Regions from separate parts of the Homo sapiens genome. Here region 2 is linked to region 1. The links are chromatin loops, found by intact Hi-C in ENCODE. Cell type or tissue: endothelial cell of umbilical vein. All regions are shown on one strand. Each heading gives the region's core, and the rest is flanking DNA. Links, peaks and the distances in the headings are about the cores only. Region 1 overlaps CMTM7 (CKLF like MARVEL transmembrane domain containing 7). Region 2 overlaps CMTM8 (CKLF like MARVEL transmembrane domain containing 8).

What was found. Peaks named below come from ENCODE experiments on the same cell type or tissue, not always from the same donor. Only the 100,000 strongest peaks of a DNase experiment are listed, where the experiment ranks them.
Region 2: it touches region 1 in a loop (4-fold over the local background); 7 of 110 quality-filtered maps call a loop at or near these places.

Annotation. Positions count from the first base shown.
Region 1 is chr3:32,396,197-32,401,573 of GRCh38, reverse strand. All of the region lies in intron 1 of CMTM7 (CKLF like MARVEL transmembrane domain containing 7), which reads right to left. Among named protein-coding and RNA genes, the nearest start is that of CMTM7, 7.0 kb to the right of the region's middle. RefSeq lists an enhancer at 1-593. In endothelial cell of umbilical vein, for the core only: a CTCF peak has its summit at 2,368 (motif pointing right); a DNase peak (open chromatin) is centred at 2,353; H3K27ac peaks cover 1,021 bases.
Region 2 is chr3:32,338,152-32,343,528 of GRCh38, reverse strand. The region is part of intron 1 of CMTM8 (CKLF like MARVEL transmembrane domain containing 8); the gene reads right to left. Among named protein-coding and RNA genes, the nearest start is that of CMTM7, 51 kb to the left of the region's middle. In endothelial cell of umbilical vein, for the core only: a CTCF peak has its summit at 3,232 (motif pointing right); no DNase peak of the experiment used is centred there.

The DNA.
Region 1 (5,377 bases), core at 247-5,246:
CCTTCGCTGCAACGGGAATTTAAATAAATACACCGGCCCACACAGGGAATCCCCTAGGATTCCAGGGTCCTGGCGTGCTTGCGGGGCCGGGGTCTCTAGGGCCCCTGCAGTGCCAGAAAACCTATGGGGCTCACACCGACCCCGAACCCCTCCTCTACCCACTTACGCCCTGGCTGCCTGCAGCCTGGAGGACTTTGGGCTGGTATTTCCATCCCTATCGCCTCACTCGGGCCAGTGATTCCCAGTCGGGCTGTAAGTGGTTATTTGAGGTGTCCTGGATGGGAATTCTTGCCGGTGATTACAAAAGCCTTAAGCTCTGCAGCCTGAATAGGTAAGGCCTTCCGCAAGAGTGGAACTTCCATTCTTCAAATATATGCAGATACTGTGGCCATCACTTAAATACAAGAGCATTTAAAAGCATTTTTGAATTTTCTAGTCTGTCTGTCACTGTTCCTTTTCTAAATCATCAGACACCAAAAATATGATTACAGCTTAAATACTATTACTATCACACTTGGCTCCTTGAAACTCTTGGATGATAAAGGGGCACTCATTAATTTCTAGATGTTAAAAAGTCTAGAGAATTGTTTTATGCCAGCCACCTAAGAAGGGCAAGAGACACTTCATTTCTCTCTCTGGAAAAGGTCAGTGCCAATTATCCTGAAGAAGTATTTACAGATTTGTACACCAGGATTCTCTACATGGAGGTTCATCACAGCCTCCTTTGTATGCAGGTAGAACTGGAAGCTCCCAGAGCCACAGTGTACCATGGTACACACAACCAGGGTACCTCCATGACTGGCTATGACAGCACTGTTAGAAACCAAACTGCAGACGAACAAAATGCACCACATACTAAACAAACAGCAAGAAAAGCATTTACAGCCAGGCATGGTGGGTCACACCTGTAATCCCAGCACTTTGGGAGGCCGAGGCAGGTGGATCACGAAGTCAGGAGATTAAGACCATCCTGGCTAACACGGTGAAACCCCGTCTCTACTAAAAATACAATAATTAGCTGGGCATGGTGGCACATATCTGTAGTCCCAGCTACTCGGGAGGCTAAGGCAGGGGAATCACTTGAACCCGGGAGGTGGAGGTTGCAGTGAGCCCGCGCCACTGCACTCCAGCCTGGGCAACAGAGTGAGACTCCACCTCAAAAAAAAAAAAAAAAGAAGAAGAAGAAAAAAAAAGAAAAGCATTTACAAAATATGTATAGAATCATCCTAGTTTTGTTTAAAGAAAAACACCACCAGCCGGGCAAGGTGGCTCCCGCCTGTAATCCTAGCACTTTGCGAGGCCAAGGCAGGTGGATCACCTGAGGTCAGGGGTTTGAGACCAGCCTGGCCAACATGGAGAAACCCCGTCTCTACTAAAAATACAAAAATTAGCCGGGTGTGGTGGCACATGGCTGTAATCCCAGCTACTTGGGAGGCTAAGGCAGGAAAATCGCTTGGTCCTGGGAGGCAGAGGTTGCAGTGAGCTGAAACCGCACCACTGCACTCCAACCTGGGCAACTGAGACTCTGTCTCAATTAAAAAAGAAAAACAAACCACCACCAAAATTATGTGTATCTACTATAAAATACTTTAGTTTTACTTTTTAATCTTGGGGAAGAGGGAGTGGGTGAGTCTATTTTCTTCTTGTGCTCCCCAAAGTTTCCACAATGAACAAGTATTACTTTTGTTAGGAATAAAGCCAATAACTTATTTTATTATATTTTATTTTTGCATTTGTTTGGTCACTGACAGTAGTTTCTTGTCAGGAATGGGCTGAGGTCAAAGAATCTTGGCAGTGAGGTTCTTTGCTGCTTTTTACTCTCCAACTTCCAGGAAGTAGGACATGGGTGTGCAGACTGCACTTGGGAACCAAACTAGACCCCCTCCTCGCCCTCCGCCATACACATCTAAAGCAGAACATAAAGGGATGGGCCCTTCTGGATGATGCTGGGCTATTCTGTGCTAACAGGTCTATTCACAGCTAGACCAGAGGCTGACATCCCCCACAGCTGAATTCCACTTGGCACCTAACCTGTGAATTCTCAAAGTGAAGCCTGGAATTGCCCAGGCCTCTTAGAGGGTCTCCAGGACCCGCTCTCCTGCCAAGAAACCTTAGTGTACTCCCCCCAGCACCCAGTCTGGGAAGGCTCCTTCAATCTTATTTCAGACAAAACATCCTTTTAGGATATAAAGTATTTTGCACTGTCAAAATTGCACTGTCAAAATTCCAGTTTGCATTACTATTCTGAAATGAATAAGATGTATATGTAATATAACCCTAATCCCTGTGACAACCAAAAAAAAAAAAAAACAAAAGGTTCCATAAAATTCCAAAATAACCCCTAGGGGGCGGTACAGCCCCTAGTTAAGAGTCACCTCATGAATGGTGAGTTGATATGATGCTTTGCTGATTTTTCTTAGACTAAGGACTATATATTCACCAAGATTTGGCAGACCCTGGAGTCTGGTCCCTGCATACCTCCAGTCTCATCCCCAATACTCCCACCCTGTTCTCTCCCCTCCAGCCCTAGAGATACTCCTCCCTCCACTAACAGCCAGGGTCCGTGCTCTTTCTTTTCTTTTTGGGGGGATGGGAGGACAGGGTCTTGTTCTGTCACCTAGGCTGTATGGAGTGCCGTGGCGATCACCACTCACTGCAGCCTAGACCTCCAAGAGATCCTCCCATCTCAACCTCCCGAGTAGCTGGGACTACAGGCACGTGCTACCACACCCATCTAATTTTTGTATTTTTTTGTAGAGACCGGGTTTCACCATGTTGCCCAGGATGGTCTCAAACTCCTGGGCTCAAGCCATCCGCCCGCCTCGGCCTCCCAAACTGCTGAGATTACAGGCATGAGCCACTGCGCCGGCCAACGCTCTTTCTTCTGCTTGTGATGCAATTTCCTCATGCTCACATCAGATGTCCCTTCCTCAGAAACACCCTTCCTAATCCCCAAAAGGTCACACTCCCTAGTATATGCTCTATACCACTGAGTACTTCTCCTTCATAATTTCGAACCTGTTTGTAATTACATATTCATAACCATTTTGATTAATGTTTATTTTCTCTATTTGAGTATAAAGAGGCAGGGGCTCATCTGTCTTCTTTCCACAGTTCCCTAGCACACAGTCGTGATCACCTACTAGTTAGCTGATCACAGTAGGTGATCAACAAATATTTGCCAAATAAATAAATGAACCTCCCAGAAGATATTTAGATTTCCATCATTGCCGCTTGTGAAATACATTCTGATTCTCTGTCCATGTTATGGTTATGTAAACGTCACAGTCTGTTTTTCTGCACAGGCAGAAAGAGTCTATCCTGTTAATAGCTGTATTTCACATAGCGTAAGATTAACAGCATAGCAGATGCTCAGTGGATAAGATGGCACCCATTTCTAAATGTCTGGGGTGGGAAGATTAAGATAATTACCCCAATTCTGGCTCATTTCTTGCTACATCTTTTTCCTTCCCAACCCTAACATACCACTTATCTCTAACTTAAACATATATTGAATAAAGGCACCAAAGGGGTAAATGAGCCACTCCCAACCTGAAAACTTACACTCATCTGTCAAGATGCAATTTAAATATCACCTTTGCCCTCTGATCCTCTTCCATAAGGTGGGCAACTATCAGAACGTTTACCTTCCTGAGCAGCCAATTTTGGTACTTGTTCATCCCCTCAGCTTGTCAGAGGCATCCTAACCAGAGTGACTCCATCTTGAATAAAGGCCGAGAGAAAGCCAAATCTGCTGGATTACATTCCCAGGGGGTTGGGCAGTCTTGGTCACATGATGTTTATGGTTGAGGGAATGAGTTAATAATTTTTTTTTTTTTTTGAGACAGAGTCTCACTTTGTTGCCAGGCTGGAGTGCAATGCTGCGATCTCGGCTCACCGCAACCTCTGCCTCCCGGGTTCAAGAGATTCCCCTGCCTCAGCCTCCCGAGTAGCTGGGACTACAGGCGTGTGCCACCACGCCTGGCTAATATTTTGTATTTTTAGTAGAGATGGGGTTTCACCATGTTAGCCAGGATGGTCTCGATCTCCTGACCTCGTGATCCGCCCACCTCAGCCTCCCAAAGTGCTGGGATTACAGGCGTGAGCCACCACACCCGGCCCGAGTTAATAATATTAACTAACTAAATAAAGACCCAGAACTTACGGAAATGTCCCAGTTCTTCAAGAAGAAAAAGTATTCTTAGTTTAAGAATAGGTTCTGCTTTTAAAATAATGGTACACTCATAAGTTCTTGCTAAAATCAATAATCACATAGGAAAGTAACAATATTAATAGCTTGTCACAAGCTGATCGCAAGCTTTTGTAATAAAGTACACTATTTTTAATAACCTATATAAGCAAGCATTGTATTTGCAATGGGTGCGTTCCTCCTCTTGCTTTCTGAAGAGTCTCTACTCTGTAATTGAGTGGCGTCTAGTAAACTACTTTGACTTCACTATACTCTACAACTTGCCCTGAAGTTTTTTCTGCACGAGATCCAAGAACTGTCTCTTGGGGTCTGGGACAAGACCCCTCTTCCCATGACAAGCTGAACCACAGATTACTTGAGGGCAAGAACTTTGTCACAGTCATCTGATTCTGCACAAATGGAGATGAATGTGGCAGTTATAAATGTCTGCTGAATGAACAAATAGATAGGACGTGTTGGTAGGGCCACAAGCCCCATCCTGGGGTCTCCTTAATCCCACAGCAAGGATATCTAGACCCCTTCAGACCCCAGGGCATCCCTTTCAGCTCAGACCCTTCAGGCACTCAGGGGATGCCTTTCAGCCCAGCTTTTGTGACTCCTGCAGGGGACACTCCTTCTTCTAGGAGTGGATGTGGTGGGAACACCACAGGGATTTCCTGAAGTGTAGCTGTAGCCTCCCCACACCCAGTGGCTGCATGCAGAGCACCTTGCCCCCTCACACTCATCCACAGGTCTACTTACATAATTACATACCAACCAGTTACTTATTTAAAGTATAAATCTCGGTGGTTTTTAATATATTCACAGAGTTGTGCAACATCACCATCACCAATTTTGTTGTTGTTGTTGTTGTTTTTGTGACGGAGTCTCGCTGTGTCACCCAGGTTAGAGTACAGTCACGCAATCTCAGCTCACTGCAACCTCTGCCTCCTGGATTCAAGCAATTCTCCTGCCTCAGCTTCCCCAGTAGCTGGGATTACAGGCACCTGCCACCACATCCAGCTAATTTTTGTATTTTTTAGTAGAGACAGGGCTTCACCATATTGGCCAGGCTGGTCTCGAACTCCTGACCTCAGGTGATCCACCCACCTCAGCCTCCCAAAGTGCTGGGATTACAGGCATGACCCACCGCACCTGGCACCATCACCAATTTTTTGAACATTTTCA
Region 2 (5,377 bases), core at 257-5,256, 58 kb after region 1:
AGTGAGAGACAAATAGGTGAATGAGAGTTAGCCAGGCAAAATTTGGGTGGTGGGAGGAATGCCAAATCTCTGAGACAGACACCCCAGCTGGTGACATGGGTCTTTGCAGGTCTTGACTTGACACATGAAGACTTTGCAGGTGGAAATCCACTTGCAAAGGAGGCCTGGCATCAGACAGCAGTCTCCAAGGATGGCACCTTTTCTTAAAGGCAAGACTTATCCCATAGTGGTTTGAAGGCCAGAGAATGTTAGTGTTGGATTGATTAACTCATTTCACAGATGAAGAGATGCTTACAAATGAAGAGAAGTCCAGGACACATTCAGAAGCAACCAGCCTAGGGTCATGGAGCTAGTCAGGGGTCAAAGCAGAACTAGCGTTCAGCGGCATCTTCCAATCTGGTGCTACTTTTATTTATCCCATAGTCTTCATTGTTTGATTCCCTGTTCCTTCCTTCTCCTTCCTCTCTCGCTGAGGTGACACTACCGCACATGGTAATAGCAGACTGAGAGGCAGAGTTTGCTTAGTGGGGAAAATCCTTACTGTGGAGTCAGTCTACCTGAATTCCATTAGCCCTTGGGCAAGTTACTAACCTGAGCTTCAGTTTCCTCAACTGTAAAATGGGGATACAGAGGCTTCCCTCCTAGGGTGTGGGAGGACAAAATGAGTTAATCAATGTATGCACAAGAGTGCTTGCGAGGTGCTGTGTCAATTATTACTACTATGCTAATATTATTGCCAGGGTTTACAATGGCTCTTAGGAGAAACAGCTCTCCTCTTTCTCAGGTAAAAAACCTACTTTTCTCTGTAACTGAAGCTTTTTACACTTGTGTGGAGCCAAGAAGTCTACTTCCAGCTCCCTGCATGTATGGACTGAGCTTGAGAGCTCTCTCATGAGTAATAATGCCAACACGATGTCAGGCTAAGTGAACTGTGAATGTGTAACCCTGAAGCTCTGTCTTCCCTGCCCTGTGTGGACACCTGAATGCCACACGGTCCACCTCAATACCATGGTTAGCATGCCCCTGTTCCTGTTTGGTTAAATGGTATAATCAAGGCCATCTGGCCTGGTAGGAAGAGCTGGGCTTTGAATTCTTACCACCTGTGTGACTAGGCAAATTGCTTTCATCTATTCAACCAATATTTATCGAGGACCTATGTACCCAAGCCCCTGGTAACAGTATAATATCTACTATGGAATAAGGAAACACTTCTTGTACCTTACCTCATTTGACCCACACAGCTAGCCCCCTAAAATAGGTTTTTGTTTTTTGGGTTTTTTTGAGATGGAGTCTCATTCTGTTGCCTACGCTGGACTGCAGTGGTGCGATCTTGGCTCACTGCAACCTCCGCCTCCTGGGTTCAAGCGATTCTCCTGCCTCAGCCTCCTGAGTAGCTGGGATTACAAGCGCATGCCACCACGCCCAGCTAATTTTTATGTTTTTAGTAGAGACGGGGTTTCCCCATGTTGGCCAGGCTGGTCTCAAACTCCTGACCTCAGGTGATCCGCCCACCTCAGCCTCCCAAAGTGCTGGGATTACAGGCGTGAGCCACCATGCCCAGCCTTAAAATAGGTTTTATCATGATGATTTTATAGATAGGAAAACCAAGGCACAGTGAGTTAAAAAACTTAGTCCAAGTTTATTTATTTTTTTTGAGACAGAGTCTTGCTCTGTCGCCCAGGCTAGAGTGCAGCGGCAACCTTGGCTCACTGCAACCTCCGACCCCTGGGTTCAAGTGATTCTTCTGCTTCAGCCTCCAGAGTAGCTGGGATCAAAAGCACATGACACCACACCTGGCTGATTTTTAAATTTTTATTAGAGAGGGGGTTTCGCCATGTTGGCCAGGCTGGTCTTGAACTCCTGACCTCAGGTGATCCACCTGCCTCGGCCTCCCAAAGTGCTGGGATTACAGGTGTGAGCCACCACACCTGGCCTCAAGTTTTTAAACTGTACTACACATCAACATCATGCCGTAAGTAATTTAACTCTTCTGTGCCTCAGTTTCTTCATCAATAAATAGAGATAATACATATTTTCTAAAATCCACATAAGACAATATACTCTACAAAGGATAGTTGCTATTGTGATTAATACCTTAAAAAAAAGAGCAGTTTGGCAGACCATAAGCCTGCCTTAGAGGAATAGGCTGGTGTTTGAGACAGAGAAGCTGGCTCCTGCCGTGTTCTTAGGGATAGGACATTACCTGGAATGCCACCAGCCAGTCCCTTCTCACGTGCAAGGTTCTGGGCATATGGAGATTCTAGTAAAGGCAACAGAAGCCTCTATGCAAATCCACTGTCACGTCTGCAAAACAAGATGCCCGGCAGCTGCCCACCACTGTTGGGCCACTAGGTAGTGCCATCTTCAGGCTGAACAGGGCTGATCACGACAAGGCCTTTTGAAGTGCTGGTCTTTCACATGGCATCTTGGTGAAGGACAAGTACATGGAAAACAGGATGGCAACTAATCCTATTTGCTCTGATGGCTTAAACATCTAAGTTAGAGAGCATGCTGCTCTTAATTCAATGAATTCCAAGAAATCTTGCAAGAAAGGTGATATATTACAGAGTTTGACACAGGAGCCATATTGAGTCAGTAAATAGGCTATGGGCACCTGCCACATGGTAGGCACAATACTGAGTGCCCAGGGTACAAAGGTGAATGAGGCTTGGGTCCCTGCACAGGAGGAATTCGCCATCTAGTGCAAGAGACAAACACAATTCAGTTCTTTCTTTTTCACCAGGGGTTGGCAAACTTTGGCCCAGGGCCACATGCGGCTCACTGTCTGTTTTGTATAGTCAATGAACACAGCCATGCTTATTCATGAATGTATTATCTATGGCTGTTTTCACACTACAACAGAATATGTGGCCTCCTGGCTACATAGCCTGAAATATTTACTATCTGGCCCTTTATAGAAAAAGTTTGCCAATTCCTGTTTACAACCACACACACTCTCTGCACTAGGAAATATACACACATGCACATATATGTGTACTGATGTTTTTGTTACCTGTTTTCCAAATCAGGTTATTAAATATATCAAGCCAGAGAAGATTATACAACGGAAGAGTATACCTCTTTCCTGGAGCATCAAGGAGTTACATTATCCTCAAGCTGACCTCTCCCTACATTTGCTTTCCAGAGTCACAGGGGCTCTTCAAGCCAGTCACCTCCACTCTCATCCCAGGTTCGGAGCCCTTCTGTTTAGCAAGCATGGCGACCATCTTCACTTATCCACTAGAGGGTATCCAAACACTGCTTATGAAGACTAAGGTGATACAACCGGACCCTGTTGAATGGCGAGAGATCAGAGTTTACTGTCTGGATGAGTTCCTACACTTACAACGCCTTGCACAGAGGTGGCAGGGCATGGAAGAATAAACTGGACTCTCACCCATTAGTACCAGACGTTGCCTGGAAACAGATCTGACAAGAAATGCAATCAGCTGGCTGAGATAAGGATGAATTAATACAAAGACTTGGAAGGGCAAATTTAATCCACAAATTCACAGCCTCCTCCTTCTACCCCTGCAAAGTTCTTTTTATTTATTTATTTATTTTTTGAGATGGAGTCTCACTCTGTCGCCCAGGCTGGAGTGCAGTGGTGCGATCTTGGCTGACTGCAAGCTCTGCCTCCCGGGTTCACGCCATTCTCCTGCCTCAGCCTCCCGAGTAGCTGGGACTACAGGCGCCAGCCACATCACCTGGCTAATTTTTTGTATTTTTAGTAGAGATGGGGTTTCTCTGTGTTAGCCAGGATGGTCTTGATCTCCTGACCTCATGATCCGCCCGCCTCGGCCTCCCAAAGTGCTGGGATTACAGGCATGAGCCACCGCGCCCGGCCTACCCCTGCAGAGTTCTTACTGAAGTATGTTTAATACTTTATAGGGGAACTGTGTGGAGCATCAACAAGCACAACCGAAGGGCTTCAGGCCTTGCTGCTTTCTCCAACAAGGCACTTGGCCTCTGGGCTAGAAAGATAGTTTTTAATTGGGAATGGAGAGCTGGCCCTTAGCAGAAGCATGTCTGGATTGCCTGGGAGGATTTCAAACCATGTGGTCGTCTTTCTGTTTTCAAACACAGCATGAAGATGGGCATCTCCTTCCGGTCCTCTCTGACCTTTTCTGAAGTCCAACTGTGTAAGATTCCTTTGGGTACTCTATTCCAGAACAGAACAAAACTTGAGGCCTAGATGTTGCTAGTAATTTGTGAATTACCTTATTCTTGCTTAGGACTTTAGTCTCACGTTCTACGATCAACTAAAGACCGGCACTGTGACAACACCACAGGACCCTGATTTTCCCAGCAGGCAATGGAATGGAAATTGACCTACTGGGCTGGCTTTAAGATATGCCCACAAATTCTTTGATGCTCTTCTTGAAGGTAAGCTGGACTTACTGACTTGCTTTTGATGAACAGAATGTGGCAGAAATTATGCTATGTGACTTGGGAGGCTGTGTCATAAAAAGGAGATAGCATCCATATTGTGAGGACACTCAAGCAGCCTTGCAGGGAGGTCAACATGGAACAGAAATGAAGTTTCCCACCAATAGCCAGCACCAACTTGCCAGCCACGTGAGTGAAGCTGATTCTCCAAGCTGAATCCTTGGAAGTGGATTCTTCAGCCCCAGTTAAACTTTAAGTGACTGCAGCTCTGGCAGACATCTGATGGAACCTTAGGAAAACACCTGAGCCAGAACTGCTCAGCCACGTTGATCCTGAATTCCTTATGTACAGACACCGTGAGTGATAACAAATGTCTTCTGCTGCTTTAGGCTATTACATTTAGGGGTAATTTGTTACACAGAATTAGATGACCAATATACAAAGTACCATCCAATTTTGCCTTATATACAATAGGTAGTGTGTTAGGTGCAAAGCCTGGGAGACCTGGGTTTGTCACTAATTTGCTGTGTGACCACAGACATAACTATTTTCCTGAGCCTTGGTTTGTACCTTCACAAGATGGGTACAGCACCACCTAGGTTGCTGCAGGGTCTTAAGGTGTTTTGTGATCGGCAAAGATAGAGGTAAAAGCAGTGATATCAGTCTCATGTTTTTTCTTCCAGAGAACATGATTTAATGCTTAGCAGAGTTGGTTTCTTAACAGTAGTGGCCCTAGGGTACTCAGTCAGTGAAAGAAAGGAATGGGAGGTGTCCCATGCCTGTAATTAGAACTACTGGGCTAAGGGTGCTGAGGAACCTCAAGAGCAGAGGTTGGCATGCTTTTACTGTAAAAGGCCAGGCCGGGCACGGTGGCTTACACCTGTAATCCCAGCACTTTAGGAGGCCGAGGCGGGCAGATCACAAGGTCAAGAGATCGAGACCATCCCAACCAACATGGTGAAACCCCGTCTCTGCTAAAAATACAAAA